Linked DNA regions of Homo sapiens: region 2 is linked to region 1. Evidence: read pairs that join two places in POLR2A ChIA-PET (ENCODE). Cell type or tissue: A673. All regions are shown on one strand. Each heading gives the region's core, and the rest is flanking DNA. Links, peaks and the distances in the headings are about the cores only. Region 1 overlaps LINC00504 (long intergenic non-protein coding RNA 504). Region 2 overlaps LINC00504 (long intergenic non-protein coding RNA 504).

What was found. ChIA-PET counts read pairs that join two places held together with the same protein. Peaks named below come from ENCODE experiments on the same cell type or tissue, not always from the same donor. Only the 100,000 strongest peaks of a DNase experiment are listed, where the experiment ranks them.
Region 2: POLR2A ChIA-PET joins it to region 1 with 6 read pairs; 1 of 35 experiments calls an interaction of 5 or more read pairs at or near these places.

What each region holds. Positions count from the first base shown.
Region 1 is chr4:14,738,027-14,751,100 of GRCh38, reverse strand. All of the region lies in intron 2 of LINC00504 (long intergenic non-protein coding RNA 504), which reads left to right. Among named protein-coding and RNA genes, the nearest start is that of LINC00504, 140 kb to the left of the region's middle. In A673, for the core only: no CTCF peak of the experiment used is centred there; DNase peaks (open chromatin) are centred at 6,660, 7,300 and 7,750; H3K27ac peaks cover 4,925 bases.
Region 2 is chr4:14,554,931-14,568,004 of GRCh38, reverse strand. All of the region lies in intron 5 of LINC00504 (long intergenic non-protein coding RNA 504), which reads left to right. Among named protein-coding and RNA genes, the nearest start is that of LINC00504, 330 kb to the left of the region's middle. In A673, for the core only: no CTCF peak of the experiment used is centred there; DNase peaks (open chromatin) are centred at 4,894, 7,114, 7,794 and 8,144; H3K27ac peaks cover 5,007 bases.

The DNA of each region.
Region 1 (13,074 bases), core at 2,678-10,677:
ATGCATGCTGGGTTCTCCTGAGCCTAAGGGTTCAATGACCCCATCAGGCAAACCACAGCCTAGGCCCTGGTTGGGGGAGTGGAAATCAATTCTCTGGAAGTTCAGTCCACATGGTCATTTATGGTGTGTCTTACACAAAGAGTATACTGAAGTTCTAATGCTCAGTACCTCAGAATGTTAACTTATTTAAAAATGGGGTTATTGTAGAAGCAATTAGTTAAAATGAGGTCATACGGGAGTAAGGTGAGTTTCTAATCCAATATGACTGGCATCTTTATAAGAAGATAGCCAAGTGAAGACACAAAGACACAGGCAGAAGACTATGTGCAGATGGACAGAGAGATCAGAGTGATGCATTTTTGGGCTGAGGAACTCCTGTAACTACCAGAAGCTTAAAGAGGCAAGGAAGTCTCATCCCCTAGGAGCTTCAGAGGTAGCATGGCTCTGCCAGCACCTTGATTTCAAGCTTCCAACCTCCAGAACTGTGAGAAGATACATTTCAGTTGTTTCAAGTCATCTAGCCACCTTATGCCTGCCTTAGGAAACTAAAGGTCCCTGTGCTTTCTTATACCCTGCACCCCCTGGTTTGAAATATGACTGCCTTTGGGAAAAATCCCATTTTTTTGTGTTTTAAGGTTAAAGTGATCTCTCATTCCACTCCTTCCCCATTTAGATCATGTCATAGGAATCTAGTGCAATGAGCTAAAATATAGGAGAACCCATTGGCTTATAGACCTAAGAAAGTTATATTAGTTAAACACATACTAGGTATCAGGTGCTATACCACTGGTTTTTCATGTGTTGCCACATTTACCTTAATCTTCACAACAACCTCTGAATAGGTATAATTATCCTCATTTTACAAATGGGAAAACAGAAGCTCAGTGATGTTAGGTAACTTGCCTAAGGTCACAGAGCTGGTGGACAGCAGGGAAGACAACTTGGGTGTGGTGAGCAGTCACAGATGCAACACCACATCTTAGTGCTCCACCCTGTGGCTGATTCGTGGGAGTCCCCATAGGCTACAGCTGCACAAACACCTCAGTGAATGCTCCATCTGTGCCCAGAGACAAAATGGGATTTGAGGAAAGGAGAGGAAAGGTGGAGGGCAGTCGATTAAATAAGTAACCCTGCATCTCCTTGGTGAGCTGTTCCACATGGGGTGGTTGCCATTTCCATGTGGCAAATAACAATGAAGGATCCACAGTGATATCACAATATGCTAACCTTAATTCTTCATGTGCATGCAGCACTGAACATCTGTGACAAATTTTCTATTAAATGGTTCTTGTCTATTCACAGGCTCTGGAGCCAGGCAGAGCTGGATTCAAATTCCAGCCCTGAACCTTATCAGCAGTAAGCTGCTTAATCATTCATGAGTTGCTTCACTTCCACCTTTTGTAACCTCATAGGGTTTTTGGGAGGATTCAATTAGGTGAATGGAGTGTGTGCAGTGCATAGTAGGTGTCAAGGAGAAACGCTGACTGCCAACTCCTTGGCTTCTTATGAAGGAGTTTCCCTCAATACTTCTGACCTGTGCCACAGTTTTCCTGCCTGCAGAGTGCATAGCCATGATGGGAGATCATGCTGGGAAACAGGAGAGAAACAAATTGACCAAAAGTTCCAAGTATGTGCCTCAGTTTCCCCATCTGCCTCCCCTGGATCCATGATGCACCATTCTGCAATTCTCATCCCTCTTATGGGTTGCATTGTGAACCCACAAAGAACATATTAAATTTCTAACCTCTGGTACCTGGCAACATGGCCTTATTTGGAAATAATTTGGGTCTTTGCAAATTTGATCAAGTTAAGATGAGGTCATTAGGATGGGTCCTTCCTCCAATATGACTGGCATCCTTCTAAGAAGAGGAAAACACCATCTGAAGACAGAGGCACATGGGGAGAATGCAACATGACCATGGAAAGAGGTCTAAATGCTGCACCTTCCAGTCAGGGAAGCCCAGGGCTACCAGAAGTTGGAAGAAACAAGGAAGGATCCTCCCCTAAGGGCTTCCAAGGGAGCATGGCCTTGCTAAAACCTTGATTTCAGACTTTTTCTCTGCAGATCTGTGAGACAATAAATTTCCCTTGTCTTAAGCCACCAAATGTGTGGTATTCTAAGGCAGCCCTGGGAAACAAATACCCTCCACCGAGGTGCGTGTTACCTGGTGTTAGTGAATGAGTAAACGAATGAAGGAATGAGTGCCTCTGTGTGTGGTTGCTCTTGGCCAGAATGGAGATGAGGGCTGTTGTAGAACAGGAAAGTGTTTTTCTATTAACACCTGAGGTGAATAAGTGTAAGTAGGGCACTGTGGAAAAGGAAAAGACAAGGAAAGGAACCAATGTATATTGAGCACATCCTATGTGTTTGTTCCTCCACCAGGTGAATTGCAAATGTCTCCTTTAGTCTGTGAACCCTGTAAGGTGGGTGTTGTTATTCTAGTTTTCCAGATGGGAAAACTTCAGTTAGAGAGAGTAGACGCTCAGCTTAAGGTCTAACAAGAGAGCAAGGGGCTGAGCAAATTCCAAACAGGGGTTGGTCTCATTCCAACATCTGCCTGTGATATTTCTACTTGATGCAAAGCAATTGAGGCAATAAAAATCAAGTTGTAGCAGGTAAAATTTCAAACAGAGGTTGCAATTATGAGTAGTCATTGCACTTGTCCTGAAATCAGGAGGGAGGAGAGTCTTGATGGAGGCATCCAGTTAAGGCATAGAGAGGTAGCATAGCAGAGTTTATGTGGATGGGTCTGGAGCCATTCTACCCGGGTTCCAATGCCAGCCATCTCCACATTAACTAGCTGAGTGCCTTTGCCACATTACTCCTTCTATTTTTAGGCCTCCTGGCTTGCCATGTGGCAATAACAGGGACAGGGACCATAGGGCTGTAGTGGGGACTAAATGATCATCACAAAAGAAGAAGTTAGAACCGAACTTGCTACATACTGAACATGACAAAGTGCTTGTTGCTGCTATTATTTTTTTATTACTTAAAATGTGACCCGTGCCAGGTCTCCTCCTCCCCCTAAATGACTGTCTCCTTTGCGTGGCTCTCAGGGCATTTTGCTGATCTGCTCTCTGCCACAGTGACTTCCAACACTTGAGCCAAGCTGAAATATTATGTTTCTAATTAGAGAACTGAGTGCCATGTTGGTTCATAGTGCCTTTCCTGAAGCTTTTGGCTGTAATGTTTCACAGCCATTAATAAGGAAACAATCTGGAAGAGAATTTGTAGTCGTGACTTCTAGCACTGATCCAAAAAATGTCTCTCTGGTCCCCAATGTGTGCATATCTCTCTGTTGGTTCACTGAAGGGTGTGGGAGTGCTCCTTTCAGAGCAAGAGCACAAGCCTCACACCCAGCTGGTTCCTGTTCCCAGGAGGACTGTGCATCTCTGGGAAACTCTCTAAATTCTGAAGTAATTGTCCTGGCGTCCCTGTGTAAACCATGTAAACTGAGAAACCGTTACTTAAACCTGGGTGGTCAAGCTGTCCTTGACCATGTTCCTGAAACAGAGAAGGAACCACAAATGACCTGCCTTCACCTAACTAGTCAACCATATTTCTTTCCTTTCCTGGGATGTGCTTATCAGAAAGACAGAGCAGACCCAACAGATAGAACCAGTCCAGCTTTGAGGATTTTGCTCACAGAGTATTGTGCACAGTAGTGGTATTACTATTCGGGGGCAAGGACTGCAAATCTCTCTCTCAAATGATGTTGTTGCCTTTCTGGCCTTGAGGGAAAGCCCCAAGCCACCTTTATAAGTTTGTCTTCTAGGACTTGTATGCTTCAAGTTAGGATTTTCAAACACAAAGGTCTCTTATTTAAATGGTCAAAAAATTTTACAAACAGTGCAAAACTTGCTGGATTTGGGAAAGAGGGAAAGGAGAGCCTGTGTTGGATATGTAGTATGTTTGAGAGCTGGATTAAAATGTGAGGATATAATAAAGATACAGAATAAGAATTATATTAATGTCCTCCAAAGAAACAGAAAAAAATTGGGTATAGATACACATTATATACACATACACTAAAAATATAGTGTGTGTATATATATGTACACACATATATACATATACATATACACAGAGTTATGGTATATTGGGTATAAAATAGGGCATATACCCTGTTTTCCTTTTTACTTTCTTTCATATGATTATCATGTGTCTCATATGATTACCATATGTGTCTCATATGATTACCATGTGTCTCATATGATTACCATATGTGTCTCATATGATTACCATATATGTCTCATATGATTACCATATGTGTCTCATATGATTACCATATGTGTCTCATATGATTATGGAGGCTGAGAAGTCCCATCATCTACAATCTGCAAACTAGAGTTCCATCATAGCTGCTGGTATAACTCAGTCCAAGTCTGAAGATTTGAGAACCAAGCGGGCTGATGGCCTAAATCCCAGATCAAAGGCAGAAGATTTAAGTCTCAGTTCAAGCAAGCTGTCAGAAAGCAAAAGAAGTGAATTCCTCCTTCCTCTGCCTTTTTGTTCTTCTCAGACCCTCAGGGGATTGGATGATGCCTACCCAATTGGGAGGGTGTTCTACTTTACTGAATCTAGTGATTCAAATGCTAATCTCATCCGGAAACACCGTTACAGACACACCCCAAAATAATGTGCAATCTAGGACCCCATGGTTCAGTCAAGTTGACACATTAAAATTAAGCATCACTAATAATGTTAATAATAATAGTAATAAAAGCTCCAGGGAAGGAAAATAGTCTACAAGAATGTTATGACCAAAAATCAGATAAACATTTTAAAAAGTATAGATTTAAAGACATGAATTTCATGCAATAGGTAGACAAAGATAAACACAATGAAATAGAAATTATTATACATATAACAAACATATGCAAATATAGAATGCAAATACACACACTCCTATCTTCATACCTGATACACTCACAAAACAAAGAAAGTTCTATATTTTGCCAATTAAATAAATTTTGAAAAGATTCGATGAACTCTTTTCTGCGCCTTCTTGTTTCATTTTAATATATTGTAGATATTTTTATATTAGTATATACCATTTTCTTTATATCATTCTAGGACCTTCTTTTTAATGGTTTCATGGTATTTATTATATACATGTACCATGATTTATGTATACATCATCTATTAATGAACATGCAGATTATTTTCAGTTTGGAGCATTTTATGTTTTAAATTTCTTTTCCATGCAGTACTCCAATGAATATTTTTAGCCATACATCCTTGTGTGCCTCTGTGGGTATATCTGTACACAGAAATTATTTGGAGCAGAAGGTCTGAATTAAAGGATATTTCATTATAATAGATATTGATCTTTTGCCAAATTGACCTTCAAAAAAGTTATGCCAATTTGTACTCTCATTACCAGTGTGTGAATATACATTTCCTCCAAATCTTGCCAAATCCATGTTTTGAAATCCCTTTTACTCATTGCCAATTTGATAGGTAAAAATAACTATATCCTGTTGTTTTAATTTGCATTTAGTAAATCATTGAGAGAAGTTAGGCTTCTGTTTATATAATTCTAAACAATTTATATATTTTTCTGAACTGAATACTTAATAGGTGAACAATAAATATTTGTGGAGCAATTATATATGCTGCTTATGTTATTATTCCCTTTATTAGTGTGAACTCTATAGCATGACAAATTAACATCCTTTCATATAGTTGTTATAAGTTTCTTTTTTGTTTTCTCTTTGTCTTTTAATTTTGTATGTAGATTTTTGGTGAGAAGACATTCATAAATTTATTTTTTACTTTTTAATGTAATCACATTTATTATTTTTAAATAATTTATAGTTTTTGAATATTGCTTAATGTTTTATTCCTCTAAATAAACACAATGCCCCTAATAGGACTTCTTTTCTGCCTCTGACGATTCCTTGTGTTATTCCTAAGTTGTCCTGTTGCTAATAGGTTTCCTTTTGCTTCGCAGGCTCTCTTCTCATCCTCTCTGCCCATAAAATTACCTGTATTTAGGGAAATTAGGTGAATTCTACTTGCTCATAGAAGCTTTATAATGTGGTACATGCAGAAGTGACTCTTTGTACAAGGTACTGTGGGAACACAGTTTGAGCCTCAGAACATTCTGGAAAGTATCCTGGAGGTAAAAACCTACTGCTACAGATAGTATTAAATGTCAGACTAAGGAAACTGTTTTATCTCCTATAGGAGTTAGAGCAGGGCTCACTGGTCTTTGCATTTTATGTTAGGTGCTAGCTCTAGGCAGGAAGAAGGATATTAAAAGTCATTGATTGATCTTGCTTGGTGGACTCTCTTATGGGAATCCCTAGTTAGACATTTTTTGGGTAGGTTATTTCTCCATTTGGTACCCATTGCCCATGGTTTGGGCAGACCCAGAGCCTCACTGATCTTACAGGGCTCCCTGGAGCGTGGCCTCAGGAAAACAGGCTGTGGTAGATCTGTCTGCTGCTGGGCAAGGTTAAGTGAGTCCTCTGGCAGTCATATGCCTTGGTCTCCTGGTGGGAGCTAGTGCTGCTGTCCACTCAGCACACTGCTTCCTCTCTTTGCATATGATAATAGCATTCTTTCACTTGAGGACCGGCTTTTCCCTCTCTGTTGTTTTACCCAAGGGGGCAGATAACGCTAGTGAGGCTAAAAATTGGAATCTTGGCTAAAGACCCACAGGCACCCAGGGTTCTTGGATCTTTCCACAACGAGAATATCAACATCAGTTTCCCCATTCCTGAACACCTTATTACATCCCCAGGGGTCTGAGATTGTTCAGGCTTCCTGTGGTTGCACACACTACCACAGTAGCCATCCAATAAGCACTTTTCTCCCTTCGTTTAAGTTATACTCAGATTCTGTTACTAGCTCTCTAGAATCTTAGCAGATGCAAGAGCTTACCAGTGTCGATGGATACATGGAGCAGGAGACAAAGCCCTGGCTGTGCTCAGTACATCATCATTTTGGGGAGCTCTCTATGTTAATCTGAGGCCACAGAAGGCCTTTTGTGAATTCTAGACCACAAAGCTAGGAAGACTGGGTCCCTTTACCATATCAGCAAATTGAGTTTCCTGGAGGGTTGAGGACTTCATAGGATGGAGGGAAGGAGCCCATGACAATTTTTGTAAGATGGCGATTTTGCCCAGGCTGATTGTGAGCTGATTTTGGGGACTCTTGCTGGTTTCTTGGAGTTAGAACCAGGAAGCTCTCATCTGTTTGTGATTACAAGGCTCAGCGTGCCCCACTAAAGCCCCCCTGGCGCCTTTCCTCTTCGGAAACACATTCAGCACATTTTTAGAAACCACACTGAGAAGCCCTCCCTGAGAAAGTGACTACACACTGCTTAATATTCTGAAAACATAAATAGCTGCTGAGAAGCCAGTCACAAACTATTTGGGAAAGCTGACTTGGCACTGGGAGAAAGCCAGCTGTTGCTGGCATTTGATTGGCGGAGATTATAAAATTTCTTGCCATGTCAGGATTGTCAATGAACACATATTAAGCTTGTTCCCCATCTTACACGCTGAAGCAGTCTGGTTAAATTTGTGTTCTTTTGGACATTTGGAGAGATAAGGAGTGTTAGGATGGATGCATCTCTCCTGGTACCATACGTTCTCGGTTGAATCATGACCCCTCAAAAGATATATTGAAGTCCTAATCCACAGTAGCCCAGAATGTGACCTCATTTAAAAATAGTGTCTTTGTATATATCATTAGTTCCGATGAGGTCATACTGAGATAGGATGGACCCTTATTCCAATAGGACTGGTTTCCTTATCAGAAGAGGAAAGAGAGACACCCAGGGAGAATGCCATGTGATGACTAATGCAGAGATTGGAGTGGTCCAGCAGCAAGCCATGGGATGCGAAGAATTGGTGGTTGCCAACTCCAGACACTAGGAAAGTCAACGAAGGATTCTCTTTTACACATTTCAGGGGGAGTGCGACCCTGCTGACACCCTGATTTTGGATTTCTAGCCTCCAGAACTGTAAAGCAAACAATTTCTATTGTTTTAGGATGCCCATTTGAGATACTTTGTTTCAGAAGCCCTAGGAAACTGATATGCCGTGGTTCTAACCATCTCCCTGCCCTACATCGGACTGGATCTCTCATTCCCATTCTTTCATTCATTTGTTCATTAAGCATCATTAAGCATTGACCACGTTTTAGATTCAGTTTTGAGTGCTGGGAATACGTGGTTAGAGGCCACAGTCCCTACCCTCAAGGATCTGAGAAACTTGGGAGGGAATAGACATGCACCTACCAATAGATGAGTCCTACTGTGCCTTAGATTCTTAGCATTTTTCCTCCTTTATTGAACTGTAAGTTAGGATGTGTGTGTGTGTATGTGTGTGAGAGAGAGAGATCTTTAATCACCTTGATCTAAACTCCTCAAAACCTATTCTTTTTCTTAAGTGTTTTATCATGAAAATTTTTGAATAAATATACAAATTAAACTGCATTAATCACCCTTAAATTTAGTGCCTGAATTCAATGACTGTTAACATTTTGTCATATTTGGTTTTAATACCTGTGTTTTAGTTTCTTCACATATATTGTATTCCAATGGGAGTAGTAACAATACCCAGCTCATGGGGATGTTGTAAGCAAGAAATGTATCCACATGTAAAAAGTAATTAACACAGTGCCTTTCAACATGTAAACACTCAATAAATATTGGTTCTTTCAATAATTCTCTCCTAGAGTTCTTGGAAAATAGTAGGAGTCTTATTCTCACAAGTAGGGCTGGAGTGATCCTTATGTAGGTGAATCATGGGAGGATTTTGACCTTATTTGATTCATTCTCCAGCGTTTGCCCCTTTAAGGCATGTGGATTTCTGTACCCTTTGAAGCAGTACCTGGCACATACTTGGCTCATAAGAGGCATTCAGTAAATAGCTTGCTGAATGAGTCTTATTTGACATGCTGCTATTTGTTCATGCACTTATTCACCTGTTCATTTGGCAAATATGTATTGAGCATCCTTTTTGTGCTAGGCATTTGACTCTGTGCTGAGGCCTCATTGATGAATAAGACAAAGTCTCAAGAAACTTAAACTTAGTCTTGTTGATAGTTGATTTTGAATTCATCTTCAGTTTTGTATGCAGCTCATTATATCAGCTAGACTATAAAAACTTTGTGACCAGAGACTGATTTCTACTTCTCTTTTATTAAAGGCAGGAATCATGAGAAGGTTAGCATGCATTAAAGCAAGGCTTTAGAATCACATGAAAATGCCAAGACATCAAAACTTTTCCATTATGTTGACAACAAATATTTCATTTTGCCTATCTTTATCTTAATACCTTTCTTTGTCAAGTAGGAATATTATTCACCTGAATGTTTTAAGAGTAGAATAAGAAAATGTAATGAATTCATTAGATAACATTGATTTGAAATTAATTCAATGAAATTGAATTACATAATGAAGTAATAGTATGTTCTCAGTGAGTGTATTATTTTTTTATCTGCTCCCCCTTTCTTTCCAGAAATGGTGAGTTTGAGGATATCGTAAAAGAGGTTGCTTTGTTCCTTTTACAATTTTCTGGCAATGGAATATATGATTCATTAGAGTACCTGTAAGAATTGTTAATGGCTGAATGGTACCCCCGGCCCCCACCCCAACATTCATATGTTGACGTTTTAAATCCCAGTACCTCAAGCTATAACCTTATTTTGCGATAGGATGTTTACAGAGGTAATCAAGTCAAAATGACATTATGAAGGTGGGCGTGAATTCAATACGAGTAGAGTTCTTTTAAAAAGGGGAAATTTGGAGACAGACACATACACAGGCAGAATGCCATGGAACAAATTCTTTCTCGCAGTCATCAGGAGGAACCAACCCTGCTAACACCTTGATCTTAGACTTGTAGCCTCCAGGATTGGGAGATAATAAATTTCTGTTACTTCAGCCACTCACAGAAGTAAAATCTAAACTTTAAAATGTTGTGGTGAAAAGCAATACAACTGAGAGTCTATGAGCTTATCTAAAACAACAACAACAACAAAAAATTTTTGAAAACAATAGCAGATGTGAAGCCAGGAAAAATTTCCTCACTATTAAAAGTTCCTTCATTTTTTTGGACAGGACACTAAGGGAAAAATGAATGATTTTCTTTTTTTCTTTTTTTTTTTTTTTGAGACAGCATCTTACTTTGTCACCAGGCTAGAGTGCTGTGGTGCAATCTCTGTTCACTGCAACCTCTGCCTCCCTGGTTCAAGCGATTCTCCTGCCTCAGCCTCCCAAGTAGCTGGGATTACAGGCATGCACCACCACACCCAGCTAATTTTTGTATTTTTAGTAGAGACGGGGTTTCACCATGTTGGCCAGGATAGTCTTGATCTCCTGACCTCGTGATCCGCCTGCCTCGGCCTCCCAAAGTGCTGGGATTACAGGCGTGAGCCACCACGCTGGGCCGAAAAATCAATGATTTTCTCACAGTCTCTGTACATCTGCTTTTCTCTGGAAGGTGTGGTTTCTGCTGTGTTTGTTTTCTGAGTAGGGGGAGCGTAAGTTACATGTCTCCATTCTGGTACTGTGGAAGAACACATCTGGCTGTCACAAGATGACATAAGAGCAAGTTAAAGTGACAAAAATTTAATATTAAATCTTCCAATTATTTTTAAACTTTAATTCCGATGACTGTTCTAAGTCCCAACTAGACAGTGTGTTGTGATAAGAACACACAAGATGCGGATTTAAAGTAAGTGGCTCTGCAGTGACCATTTAGAGCCATATGACCTCGGGCAACTTGCTCAAAATGTCTCAGCGTCCATTTTTAAAACTGCAAACTGGTGGTAAAAATAATATTCACTTATCCATTGATCTATGTACTCACTAAGTGTTGAGCATGTACTATACGTGATTATACTCTAAGCACTGCAAATATAACAGTAGACAAAGCAGCAAGGTCTGTGCCATCTCAGACTTTACATTTTAGTTGCAGAGACAGGCAATGGATAACTAAACATAATTCAGAGAGTGACATGAACCCTGAAGAAAATAGAGTGGGGTAAAGGGATGGAGCATCACTGGGAGGTAGAGATATAGGGGACTAGTGTTTCAGTCAGAGAAATTGGAAAATGTAACATGTCTGATGCTGGAGTTAAGATGGTGTGTATAAAGATGGCAAGAAGCACAGTGTGGCTAGAACGTGGAAATCAAGGATAGACACATGGTTGCTGAGATAGGAGGGAGAGGCAGGGGCTGGATCATGTGGACAAATGTAAGGGGTTTGGATTTTATTCGTAGTGCATCAGGAAGCCACTGAAGTAATGAATTAATGTGTTTATTTTTCCCTGTAACTACTGTGTGGGCAAGTTTGGAAATATGGATACCAGTTCTGGGGAGACTCTAGTATCTAGGTTCTAGAAGGACAGATTGTGTCTGATCAAATTTCAGACATGCTTTAAGCTAGATCAAAAGGATTCATTGATATATTAAGTAGGAAAAGAGAGAAACAGGAATGTCATCTGAAGTTTTGGATTGAGCAACTGTTATTGATCAAATTATGTATCTCCCCATGTCCAGCATTTATATGTTGAGGTTCTAGCCACAGTACCTCAGGATGTGACTATATTTGGAGACAAGGTCTTTCAAGAGGTAATTAAGTTAAAATGAAGCCTTTAAGGTGGACCCTAATCCAATATGACTGACAATCCTTATACAGAAAGGACATTTGTACACACAGAAAGACACCAGACACATGTGTGTGTGCACAGAGAGATGACAATGTGTGCACAAGGAGAAGTCCACTGTCTGCAAGCCCAGGAGAGAGGTCTCAGAAGAACTAAAAGGGCAAACATCTTGATCTTGAGTTCCTAGCCTCAGAATCAAGAGCAAATAAATCTCTTTGTTAAGCCACCAATCTGTGGTATTTTGTGATGGCAACAGTAGCAAACTAATAAAGCAACTGAGAAGTACTGTTGCCATGTATTAAAAGAAAACTGGGAGCAAACACAGGAGGTTTGAATATGTGTGTGTGGAGGGATGGGGTAGTGGTGGTGAGAAATCAAGAGTTCTGTTCTGACCTTGTTCAGACTGAGATGCCCACTAAACATCCATTTGGGGACTCCTGGGGGCAATGAGACTCATCATTTTGGTGCTTGGGAGCACTCAGCATATACAGTAATCCCATTTTATCCAGTTTCCTTTCTGTGGTTTCAGTTACCTGTGGCACAGTAGAAGAAGATATTTTGAAAAGGAAGGGAGAGAGAGAGAGAGAGAGGCCATATTTATATAATTTTATTATAGTATACTGTTATACTTGTTTTTTTATTATTATTGTTGTTAATTTCTTACTGTACCTAATTTATAAATTAAACTTTGTCATAGGTATGTATGTATGAGAAAAATCATAGTCTATATAGGATTTGGTACTGTTCATGGTTTCAAGCATCCGCTGGGAGTCTTGGAACATACTCCACGTGGATAAGGGAGCACTACTCTAGATGGTATTTACAATCTTGGGGGCATGACTGAGATCACGAGTGAGGCCATGGAGAGAGAAGCATGAGGACTGTGCCCTGAGGCACTTCAAGATAGACATGCAAAAGAGATTGTTCAGGTGTCATTGCTGAGCTAGGAGGAAAGAGTAGGAAAAGGGGTGGTGCCCTGAAAATCGAGTGAAGGAAGTATTTAAGGAGAGAGGAAGGAACCAACTCTGTCAAATGCTGTGGAGATTTGGAATAAGGTGAAACAGAAAATTGGTCACTAGAATTGGCAAGTTGAAGATTGTTAATAACCTTGAAAGAGTAGTTTCAGTGATTTGATGAGGTAGTTTGTATTTGAGATGGGCTGAAAGGAGAATGGAAGTAAGCAACTGAAATCATGCCGAGAAAACTCTTTTGAGGAGTTGTTTTTAAGAGAGGCAAAGAAATGGGGAGGTGGCCTAAATGAAATGTGGGGTGAGTGGAAATGTTTTTGTTAAGATGGGTTTTATTATGGCACTTTTGAATGTAGTTGGGAATAATCTAGCAGGTGGAGGGCAGTAAAGATTCAGGTGATGAGAGAAAAAATAGTTGTAGAAGAAATCTTGTTTAATAGGTGAGAAGAGACAGAATTCAGATCAAAGAAGTAA
Region 2 (13,074 bases), core at 1,683-9,682, 180 kb after region 1:
GATTCTGCAGGAAAAGTAAATACATCAGTATTTGAGAAGTTGGTTCAAATATAATTCCATTGTTCAAGAAAAATAACAGAAAAATAACAAAGAGAACATAAATGATACATAGAATAGATGAGAAATGAAAGAAATAATGAAATAAGGTTGAATAATTAATGTTCAAATCAGAGAGGCTCAGGCTCACCAATCAAACGAATGCCATGAGGTTCATGACTATCATTCTTAGATATAGCTTTGTGACATTCACAATAACAAGGAATAATAAAAAAGAATCTGTAATTCAGGCAGGCAAATAAAAAGGAGCCAGACCTATAGTGGCAAAAAGTGTTAAGCTGTTGCTCAACTTCTCCTTCAGAGTGCCACACCACGTAGCAAAAGACCATCATGTTCTCATAATGGTTTAAGCATGACACCATCTTTTTAAACTACTTCTAGTGCTTTCCAGTAAAGTCAGAATAAATTACAAACTTGTTGCATCTTTTCAAAGTGACAAATTCAAAGTCAAAATTTCCAAGCATTTTCCAACATGATTCCAACTTCTAAGAAAAAGGTAGGTTATATATTATGTAAACCTTTCCAAAATCAGAGCTTTTTATGAGGCAAACATAACCTTGATAACTTATAAAAGAGCACAGACAGAAAAAAAAACAAAAAATCCAGTCTAATCTTAATTTGAACATAGAGGTTCAATTTTAAAAAATTACAAAAAAATCCATCACAGTATTTTCGGGAATAATGCCTATTATTTACTTGAGGAATATTTTCGTATTAAAAATATTGACAATTCTGTATAACTCTTGGTATATAATAATAATAGCTAATACCGAGCATTTGCTGTGTGCCAGGTTCTATTCTAAATATTATTAAATCCTCATAACACTCTTTTGAGGTAGGTAGTATTACCTCTATTATATGGAAAATTGGGACACAGAAAGGTGAATAAAGTTGGTCAAGGTCACGCAGATAGTTGTGTTAGAGCCAGGATTTGAATACAGGCAACCTGAACCTAAAATCTGAGTTTTTTACCCCTATGCTGCAGAGCAGGCACATGGTAAGTATTTGTCGACCTACATTTTAGTATTTCTGGTCAGGTTGTCTATTGTTGCATGCCAAACTACCCTGAAATATTTTTTTATTTAATAAAATACATTACTGTGACTCACAGGTTTCTGTGGTTTGACTGGATGGGGCCTTGTTGGGGGTATCTCATGATGTGGTTGCAGTGAGATTGTTGCTGAGGCTGGTGACATCTGGAGGAGTAACTGAGCAGAATGCCTGGTGGTTTCTTTATGCATATGACTAGTGCTTTGATATTTGTTGGCCTCTGTGCAAAACTGGGGCTCCCAGAGGATGATGGTACACAGGTAGTCACACTCCTTGTATGGTAACTAGCTTCCCAGAAAGCATCTAGACCAATCCATGGCATCCAGAACTGACACAGCACCACTCCTACCACATTCTATTGGACAAACAGTCTGAGATGCCACCTAGATTCAAGAGGACACTAGTTGAGGGAGTAGCAAAGGCATAGTACAGGAAAGCATGTGTGACCTGCAACACTATTATTTTTATTTACAAGGAATTATGTTCTTCTGATGCAAAATCAAAGTACAGACAGTGTTGTGAGTACATTTAAGGTAGGTTAGATAAGCTATGACGTTTGGAAGGTTAGGTGTATTAAATGCATTTTTTACTTAGCTATATTTTCAACTTACGATGGGTTTCTCAGGGTGTAACCCCAGTGTAAGTCAAGGAGCATCTGTACCATAGAATGATACTTGGTGAAAAGTAAGAATTCTTCCTTCTACTTTTGCTCTCATCCAGCTAGTTTGCCCCAGCTCACTCCAATCAGCAACCACTTTTATTTCTTTATTATGTGTCTTTCTAGAACCTTGATAGAAATATAAGCAAAATCAAATGTATATATTCTTATTCTCCCTGGATTTTACACAAAAGGTGGCATTCTGCAAACACTATTTAGAATCTTATATTTTGAATAACTGCCTATATTAATATGGTAAAGAATGAAAAGGTGATGGAAGGCAGGAAAAGAAGAAGGAACAGCAGAGAAAGAAGAGAAAAATGAAGGAAGGTATATTTGTCCATTTTCATATTGCTTTGAAGAAATACCTGAGACTGGCTAATTTGTAAAGAAAAAGAAATTCAGTGGACTCACAGTTCCATATAGCTCGGGAGGCCTCAAAATCATGGTGGAAGGAGAAGGAGGAGCAAAGGCATGTCTTACATGGCAGCAGGCAACAGAGCATGTGCAGAGATACTGCCCTGTATAAAACCATGGGCCCTTGTGAGACGTATTCACTATCATGAGAACAGCATGGGAAAAACCCACCCTCATGATTCAGTTACCTTCCACCAGGTCCCTCCCAGACACGTGGGGATTATGGGAGCTACAATTCAAGATGAGATTTGGGTGGGAACACAGCCAAACCATATCAGAAGGATAGGGAGAAAGAATAGAATATTTATTTTAGATACCATATGAAAACAAAAATATGAAAAGTACATGCTAAATAATTAATAGTGGCTCTTTCTCTGTGGTGGAATTAATACTATCTTTTTTTTTCTCTTTGCTTGTTAGTGTTTTCTAAATTTTCTATAATGGGCATTTGTTACATCTGTGATAAAAATGTTATTAGTACAAAAACCATACAGCTCAATTTTTATGCTGGCTGGTATTATTATTTTTTCACTATTGTTGTTCACTTTTTTTCTAAGAAATTGACCTCCAGCCATGTGTAGATGGGAAAGAAAGACCCGGAGGCTTCCTATAGGGATTTTCCAACACAATTGTATTTAGTTAAACAAATGTCCCATACCAATCCCCTTTTCTTTTCTCTCCCTTGTGCTTTTGTCAGCTGCTGCCCTGCAACTTAAGCTCTGTGAAATCCACCATCTTACATTTTACGATGAATGTAATCATTGAGTCATGTACCTTCCATGAGCAAGGCGAGGCCCTGTAGAGGCCCTATAGAGGATGGGGGAGTCGCAGATGATGATGGGCACATATGCACCTACCTGGGCTGTATTGTGATAAGTGTCCTATTAGCACCATGAAGGGATGATTCAGGATCAGAACAAGACCCACGAATTTTGCCTGAAGGATTCAGGGCACAGTTTACATAGTGGGTGCTATTAAGTGGGATCATAGAACAACCCATTTTTGAGAAGGGTAGGATAAGGCAGTCGTGATAGGGAGAACAGCACTGAAGATGGTGTGGGAGCTGCCCAGAAGCCTGGACAAATGGTGGCAAGTGATGCTAGAAATACAGACCAAGATTCAAGAACACGGAAGGTCTTGTATCCAGACCAAGGAGTTGGAAGTTTTTCCTGCGGACACTAGAGTGACTTCCAAGGGAGAGGGGCATGCCTGTGTGACAGGCACCAGCTCTGTCTGTTTCCCAAAATGCAGTATCCCTTAATATGTGCCCTTTAAACAGATTATTTTATAATTCAAAGTAAGAAATATGTATTGAAAAGATTTTTATGAAATTTGCATTGTCAGCAAACTTAAAGGAAGACATGTTTCCCGTGAGGTTTAGATGGAAGTGAAAGCCCAGGAGTTTAGCCTAAATTTGCAGCCCTTATGGTCCACAGGAGAGAGCTCTTGTGCGTTCTGGACTCCCCTAGGAGCAACTGAGGAATCTAATACACCTCCTTCAATAAATAAATAAGTACATAAATCGCACCAAACTGTAATTCCTGGTGTTTCCTCTGCCCGACAGCTAATTTTCAGTTAATTTTTCCTGGAGGCCAGCAGGGAAGGCGAGGAGGTTTGCAACAAGGTGGGGGCCCCAGCCAACCTGGACCCATCCTGAAGGGCTTGCCTGTCAGAGATATGTGTTTAATGATTAAAAGCACCATGAAGCCAGGCAAGTACTAGTGTGTTACTTACTGAGCCTACCAGTCCAGTGCTTGGACCATATTGCATACTGAAAGCAAGTTAACTGACATATGTTATGGGGAAGCAAGACTAAGATGTGCATCCCTCAAGGACTAATCCAGAAGAGATGACACAAGCCACCATGGGTCCTGACACAGCTTCTTTCCCCTGGGGTACCCATGGGTGTCTCTGGCATGGAGGATGCCAGCTGATGGGGCAGCCTAGCACTACACTGTGAGAACTGGGTTAGCCTTTAGGTAGAGAAGCCAAAACTGTCTCCTCTGCTTGTCAGGAGCTAATTTTCTTTGAAAGCCAAGAGGGAAAGAGAGGAGGCTGTCAACAGTGTGGGGGTCCCAGCTAACCTGGGTCCATCCTCAAGGGCTTACCTGTCAGAGACATGTGTTTAATCCCTACTCCAGGACCTCCTGAGGAGCTCTTTGAATGGGGAGAGAGGGACGGTGGGAACTGCTAGAGCTCCCATAGTTAAAATCTCCCCTAATCTGATTGCCCAGGTTCAGTCAATGCCTCAGCAGCAAGTTGCTGCCCAAACAAGAAAGCTTCCATAATTCTTCAGCTGGACTTGCACCCTCCTTTTTCTGAATCAGCAAAGTACTGCGTATTTCAGGGTCTTGGAGGCAGCATGGCAGGACAGAGAACACTGGCTTGGGACCCAGATGATCCTGGTTTCCATGCTATGCTCTTGCTCTGTGACCTTGGAAATGGGTTTATTTATTTAAGGCCATGTTGCTTTTATTATTAGAGAGAGGATATTATCTAATATTGGACTGTTTTGAAAACTAGCAGAAACTAAATGTAAATGGCTGCTTTGTTATTACATTTAAGAAGGTCTTGTAAATATTATTGGAAGTCAGCCAGGTTTAAATTCAAACCTTATCTCTACCAATTAATCTATGGGTGAGACATCAGGCAAGCTTGGGATACGTGGGTGTCCTCTTTCTGCAAAATGACACTTATCTGGTAAATTGCTTGTAGGGGAATTAGTGAGCATGTAGACGGCATACCTAGTGCAGTTTCAGGCGGCTTTGGCAGATGCTCATGTGTGGCTGCTGTTCTTCTATCTTGCTGTGGTATTGTTGTCTTTTCTTCCTCCCACTCCTTAGACTGTGAGGTTCTTGAAAGCTGGAAGCCTGCCTACTTCTTGACACCTGCAATATGTTTATTTATTGAATAAATAACAGGAAGATTTGCTGAATAATTAGCTTAGCGATATTGAGGACTGAGAGGAATAAATCCATTAGTGGCTTCTTATAATATTTAGAATGCAGTTGACATTGCTTACCCCTCCCCGCCATCCACCTTACCCTTTTCTTCCTATCCCACCACAATGCAGCCACCTGATCTCATGCCGCCCAGAAGCGGCCAACCTCCTCTGAGACTCAGGCATTTGTACTATTTTCCATGTATGAAATACTGTTCCCATGGATGGCCTTATGGCTGTTTCCTTATTGTCCTTTGAAAGATCCCGTTTTGTGGAATGATCACTTCTTCAGGGTGAGTTTCCCAGGGCATGCTCTCTAAGATAGACATTTTCTCCAATTTTCTCATTATTCTTTTCTCTCATATCATTTGCCAACATTTAAGTTATATTAAAGCAAATTTTGGGTTTTTGCTGCCCATATCCCCTCTTACTTATTGGGGAAAGAGAAGCACAATTTAGTTTTTGAGAGCCCATAAGCTTTAAATGAAGCTGACTTCAGCCCAGGGCTCCAGGGCTCACATGACTGAGACCAAAGCAGTCATTGCATCCTCCCCTCTGCTCATGGTAACTGCTTCCAGGATGGGTCTCTGACTTCAAATCAGGACAGTGTAGCATAGTGAAACTCAATTCTGGGCCATAAAAAAAGTTGCTGGGGATGTAGCTTTCTCTTTCCTGTCGACATAAATCAGGAAAAATGTAGGAGCCGAAGCTGAAGTAGCCATCATGTAGTGAAGAAAGAGAAAGGAAAATAAATGTGTGTTTGTGAGTGTGCATGTGTGTTTGTGTGTGTCCTTTCATTGTGATTATCATTTGAGAACCTTGATCAATCTCTGTCTGAATTGGACCCACAGACAGTCTCTTTAGTTACAGCCAATACATTTCTTTTTCCTATCCATGTTGAGTTGGGCTTCCTCTTATAATACAAAAATTGTTAAGATAGATACCATTGTTTAGTCTTCCAACTAGACTTAAAGCTTTATGAAAGAAAGAATTATGTCTAATTTTTAATCATACCACTAGTGCCTAGTATAGTATTAGTCATAGAACAAGCCCTTAATAAGTATGGGTTGAATGTACAAATGTGGTATAATGTCAAACTCTAAGGAGAGGCTTGGTCTTCTACAGATGTAGTCCCAGTTATCAGACTTTTTGCAGTATTGGAAAGACCTGCACAAGGCTTGGTCGTGTTTCAGAATGGTGAGAAATGCAGAACATTCAGAATGCCAGCATTAGTGTGCAGGTGTTTTTTTGTTTTTTGTTTTTTGTTTTAATAAATATGTAGAGGCTGGGCGTGGTGGCTCATGCCTGTAATCCCAGTACTTTGGGAGGCTGAGATGGGCGGATCACGAGCTCAAGAGATCGAGACCATCCTGGCTAACACGGTGAAACCCCATCTCTACTAAAAATACAAAAAATTAGCTGGGCGTGGTGGTGGGCACCTGTAGTCCCAGCTACTTGGGAGGCTGAGGCAGGAGAATCACTTGAACCCGGGAGGCAGAGGTTGCAGTGAACCGAGATCACGCCACTGCACTCCAGCCTGGGCAACAGGGTGAGACTCCATCTCAAAAAAAAAAAAAAAAAGAGAGATTTGTGTGCCACGGTAGAGCAAAATGAAGACTGTGTGATGAGGCAGCTCCTGGGCTCCAACGGTGAGATAGGCATGTCCAACTTCACCAGAAGTCCTGCCTTTTTCTGCTGCTAAAATCACCTTGAGGATGCTGATAATGAGTTACAGAATCAGAATTTTCAAGTTTAAATGAACCCTAGGAATTCTTTCTATCTTATTTTAAAGATGCAAAACTTATGCTCAAATAGTATAAACATTTATTAGGACTCTCAACTTGTTGATGAGAGAAGAATCAGGACTAGAATGGACATCCAGCCCACCCACTACACCTTAGTCTTTACCATAATTTTTTATTACCTTTCCTTCCTTCCTTCCTTCCTTCCTTCCTTCCTTCCTTCCTTCCTTCTTCCCTCCCTCCCTTCTTTTCTCTTTGCCCCCCTCCCTTCTTTCCTTTCTTTCTTCCTCTCTTTTATTTCAAATACCTTCATATATGACATTTGTTTCCCTGTCAACTACATATGTAACACTGGGACTACATTTATGCTGTCAAATATGACATCATCTTTGCTTTTTTGTGCCTTGTTACATGCATCTTACAAACTATTGGAAGGTGGAAAAAAGACAAAGGACAATTATAACAACATGCAATCACTATCAAAGTTTGCTGAAACCAATTTGCAGGGCACCATGTTCAGTCTCATGATTGAGGTGGATAAAAAATGCTGATTGGTAGTCGGAGAGAAGGTTATGGAAGACTTAGAAGAGGTAAAACATAAACTGAGCCATGAATTTTGCGTCAGGCAGAGATTACTAAAATAATAAGCCTAGAGTTAAAGTGACTTTACATAATTACACATGGCAGGAGCATGGTTTATCAGATAGTTGATAGTGAGAGAGGATGCTGACAAGATATGTGGGGGTTGAGTAGAAAGCACCTTGCTGGCCTTTTAAGGAGCCCTGACATCACAGGCATGGAAGGCCTTTGGGAGATTATGAGCAGGAAAGAAACGTGGCTGGATAGGCATTATGGAGTGACTGTTTTGGCCGCTCAGATTTATGGGCAGACAGGGCTGCTGATGGTGGGGGGATGAGATAGCAGGCTGTATCAGTAATCCAAGGGGGGTTGGAGCTGGAGAGACTGGGGAGGAGGGAACAGCACAGGCTGTGATGACAAGACAGCCTAGCACTCTGATGCTTCACTACCCTCACTTGTCTCTCCTTCCCTCACCTTTAAAGATTTCTCATGTTCTGAAGTGAAATCTGGCAGATGGCATTTTAAGAAAAGATGACTTTATAGCTCCAGGTTCCAATCTGATTTGTGTATATACATATAATATATAAAAAATTTTGTTACCAGAAGGAGATAAGGATCCAGTACCTTCTTAGGTAATTAATGATTCAACATGGTGCCTTTGCAAAATGAAATTGACGCAGCTGGAAGCCTCATTTGCAGCCATAAGAATTCAAAGGACACAAAAAGGCTGATTTGTGATTGTTCCTTTTCCTCAATAAAAGTTAAACTGATTACAAAAAGCTGACAATGAGATGCTGGCTTGAGGAAGTAATGTTTCTGACATTTTCGCTGAGTGTTTACCACAAATATTCAAATTTATCATTTTTGACACTCTAGAAAAATGAGGATAAAGTATTATTTTTCTACTGCAATACTTGCTTATATGCACATTTATATTATACATAATTGATGGAAAATTAAAAGAATTCTGAGTTCCCTGTCATATTCATTTTTAAATTATGGTCTCTCATGGGAGATCTTGGAATTAAACCCAAAGAGCTTTTACTTTGAAATAGAAAATGTTTATTGTGTGGTAACATCTTTTTTCTGAAGAGAAAATGTGCCCATTATTTAAATCCTGGAAACCTTTGGTACATTCAATCTTTAGAGAAGAATTATTACCAAAACAATACTAGATAATATTTATATGGCCCTTAAAATTTGTAGATATCTTATTTTAATATTTCAATAATCATATTGATAGCACTACTGTCTCATTACACAAATAGAGAAATCTATTCATTGTTTGATCTCAGACAAATTATTGACATCTGTGAGGTTCAGTTTCCTCATCTGTAGTTGGAGGTGATTGTTGTTGTTTTGTAGGACTATGGTAAAGATTGCCAGATAAAGCACTTAGCACAGCCAGGTGTTGGTAGTGCTGGTTGATTTGATTATCACTAACACTCTGTTTATACCAGCTTTTAATTCTGACTTTCTTATTTCTCTTTTAATAAGCCTAGAGTCATCCTAAATCTCATGACTCCCTTGATACATAAGTTTTTCTTTTACAACATGTTCTTCCTGTATCTTATTTTTTCTACCGCTGGCCTTGTATACATTTTTATGAAGTTTCTCTAAGGCTGCTTGTTCAGCGTCCACTCTACCATCCTTTCCATTTACTCCAACTACCACAGTGAAACTACACGGATCTTCCAGAAAACTAGCTTTGGTTTTATTACTTGTCTGATGACTCCTCAGTTTCTACAGTTAGGAAAATATCTTTCCTGTCACTCAAAAAGTCTTATGTCTAGTTAATCCAGTTACCCTCTAATTTCTCCCCACATGTTTCTTATGAGTGATAATACAAGAAAATAATTCATGTATATAATATTTTATAAATTACAGAATTCTGTAATACCCATTTGACGTTTGGTGCAAAAACATTAACTCGCTCTGCCATAGCTATTGAAGGAATGTTTAACTATATTACACTGGGTCTGTTGTGGCTTTATCCAGTGGAGAAATGCATTTTATCTCAGATTCTTGCAAAAAATAACTATTTATAAATAGGGTACATTCCTGCTAAAATAGTTAAAATTAAAAATGTGTATACTGACCATACCAGGTGCTATTAAAGATGCAGAGCTACTGGATCTTTCAGACTTTGCTGTTGAGAATGCAAAATGGTATCGCTATCCTGGAACAAAGTTTGGCAGTGTTTTATAAAGTTAAAAAATGCATTTTATATGAGCTACCAACTCAACTCCCGGGATTAACAATACAGAAATGAAAACATTTTGCACGTAAATATTGTCACAAATGTCCAGCTTCATTCATAAAAATTAAAAACCGCAGCTTCATTTGTGCTAGCCTCAAACTTGGAAAAACCTAAATGCCCTTCAAGGGATGAATGGCTGAACAAACACATACATTCATACAATGGAATACTAGTAAGCAGTGAAAAGGAAAAGAATTACTGATATATAAAACAGCTTGGACTATTCTCAAGGGCAGTAAACTCAGAAATAAAATACCAATCTCTAAAGGTTGCATATTATATGACAACATTCTCAAAATGACAAAATTATAGAGATGGAGAACAGATTGGGAGGTTTTCAAGTGTTGGAGGAATATGTAACTATCGAGAGGTAGTATTCATTGTGCTAGCAGTTACATGAATCCATACAGGCAGTAAAATGTCAGAACTATACACACGTACAAATGAGTTTACGTGAAAACTGGTGAATTCTGAATATGATCTGTAGTTTTGTTATTGGTATAGTGCCAATGGTTTCCATGGCAATGAAAGATGCTATCATTGGAGAAAACCAAATGAAGTGGACATGGGAACTTTCTGCACTATTCTTGCAACTTCTATGTTCATCTAAAATTATTTCAGAATAAAAAAATTTATAAAACTTGAGGAGCTAGCTAAAATACTTCTGATGCCATAACAAAGGCTAAACAATTAATTATATAGAGAACTCAGGCACAACTCTCTGACCAGCACAGCAGTGAGCAGTAGCACTATCTTCATTTTCATTAACAGATAGATCAACAACCAGCATGTTAGAAGGAAGTAAAGCTTTTTTAAAGAAGAAATTAACTGATAGAGGCTTAGTATTTAAAACGTATATTTTGAGCAAACACATATGTTTATCCTAATAGCTTTCTAAAACAAGAAGTAGTTGTTTTCACACCTATAGTGTGGGACAAATTCAACATGATCTAGGATAGAAACAAACCTGAACAAAGCCAGAAACATGGCAAGCCTAAGTTCTAATACAAACATAATTTTAGCTGACTTAGAGGTCATTTTCTGTAAACTGCTTCCAAACTTGTAAAATATGAGAAAGGGACACACACGCACACACACACACATGCACACACACACACACACACCAGACTCTTACACAAAACAAATTGGTTCAATAGACTAAGTAAACCCTAGCCTCTATTGGGGTGATAAATGCCATAGCTAGATGATTTCAAAAGCTTTTTTAGAGAGGAGAACTCAGAGGCTACCAGGACACACTGAACAGTCTCCAGAATTTGTATATAAGTTGGTACTAAAACCTATATAGAAGTAGAGATTTCTAATTACAAAGCGTGAGTTTAACCTTACTCAGTAGATCCTTTGACATTCATTCATTAACTTATTCATCCATTTATTGAACAAATATTAATGGCTTATTTTTATGTGCCATGGCCTAAGCCAGTAGCTGGGAATACAGCAATGAACAAGACAGCAAGATCTTAGGAAGCCACTAAAGTGGAGGGAAGCGTTACTCCGTAATTACAACAATAATTAAAATTGTGACAACTGCATTACAAGGACTGGGCATGATAATACGAAAATACATAACAGGAAAGGTGGTCAATTCTAGAGTTAATTATAGCATCCTATGACCAGGCTTTTCCACCCTAAAATTCAATTTTCCCCTATAACTGGCTGTTGTAAAAAGACAGCAGTGCTTCCATGGAATAGACATGGTACACAAGAAGCATCTCATGCCAGTCATGATCCAAAAGAGCAGAGGTCCATAAATGGGTGGAAGAGTCAGAGGCTATATGCTGGTGATAGGGAATGAGGGTATGAAATTTCCTTCAGAAATAAAGAAAGACAAGTTGATGGTTCCTGTAAGGTCTTTTGGGGGTAGCAAGCCTAATGCTTTAGCTGATCAGAGGCAACACTGTATTCTCTGATGAGAGACAACTGAGAAATCAGCAGAGCTGGTATTTGAAAGCACAGCACACATCACTGAAGAGAGCAGAGAGGAAAGGTATTTATTCTCAGGAGCATGATATTTGAGCAGGGAACCAGTGACTAGAAGGAGAAATTTTCTACCTAAAGCTGAACTTGAAGCCTATGGATTAATACCAGCTAGTACATATGACTTTCCCATCCCTGAGGACTCCTTCAGCCTCCCACCTAGCTTTTTCTACTTTTATCCAGCAGGATACATATAGGTAGTTCTTAATCCATCCAGATTTGAGGCAGGAAAGGCTTAAGCTGTGTGGGCTCTTTTGGTCAGCTTTTGAGGGTCTGGTTGATAAGTAGCTGTTTCATTATAGAACACAAAGATAAGCTGGTCCTTCCAGTGTGATATCCTGTCTGCCAAGGATTAAGAACAAGTCCCTCAAGGGACAGCAAGTGGCCACACACTATGTGCCACTTAAAAATATCCTTCCCAACCAATCCTGAACACCGTACACGGAGGGGCATATGTTTTGCCTTTACTCAGTATGCCTACTCAGGATACCAAGAGCAGTATTCGTTAGGATGGCACCAAAAGCATTTCAATGATCTCTTTGTCAAAGTTCTCATTGCATTTTCTTTGCAAAGGCCATGGGTGTCCAGAGGTCATTGTGAGTTCCGAAATTTGAGAATAGCCAATATAAGCATGCAGGTCAGAGTGCCCCAGCCCCATCATGAACTTTCTCATACACAATTAAACTAAAATTTAATATGATACATGAAAAGGCAAAACACAAGATGAAAGTGCCAAAAGTTTTAGAGGAAGAGTTTATTGCCAGGTTGGGTGAATAGGGAGAGCTTTGAAGAGGGGGTGGCACATGAATGAAGCATTAAAGAACGCAGTTAAGAGGCCATGGAGTTGTGTCACTCAGAGCTCCCCGCAAGAGGACCTGCTACCAAAAGCACAATGGATTGACAGCCTCCAGCTGCCGAACCTTATCTTCAAACCCACTGCAGCAGTCACCTGAGGCCGTGTTCACTTACCTAGGCTGTTCCCAGTGACTATTGGAGCATAGTGGGGCTACTATCATCGGGACTCCTCTAATGGGCAACTCCTGCTCATGGACTCCCCATAGACCTGGTTGAGACTTTCTCAGAGTTGCTCTGTGGTCCAAGCCTCTTCGTACCCCATTTTCTTTCTTCCTCCTTTCTTTTTTTTTTTATTATACTTTAAGTTCTAGGGTACATGTGCACATTGTGCAGGTTAGTTACATATGTACACATGTGCCATGCTGGTGTGCTGCACCCACTAACTCGTCATCTAGCATTAGGTATATCTCCCAATGCTATCCCTCCCCCCCTCCCCCACCCCACCACAGTCCCCAGAGTGTGATATTCCCCTTCCTTTTCAAAGGTGAAGACCCTACATCATAGTCTGAATCCTCTTCCA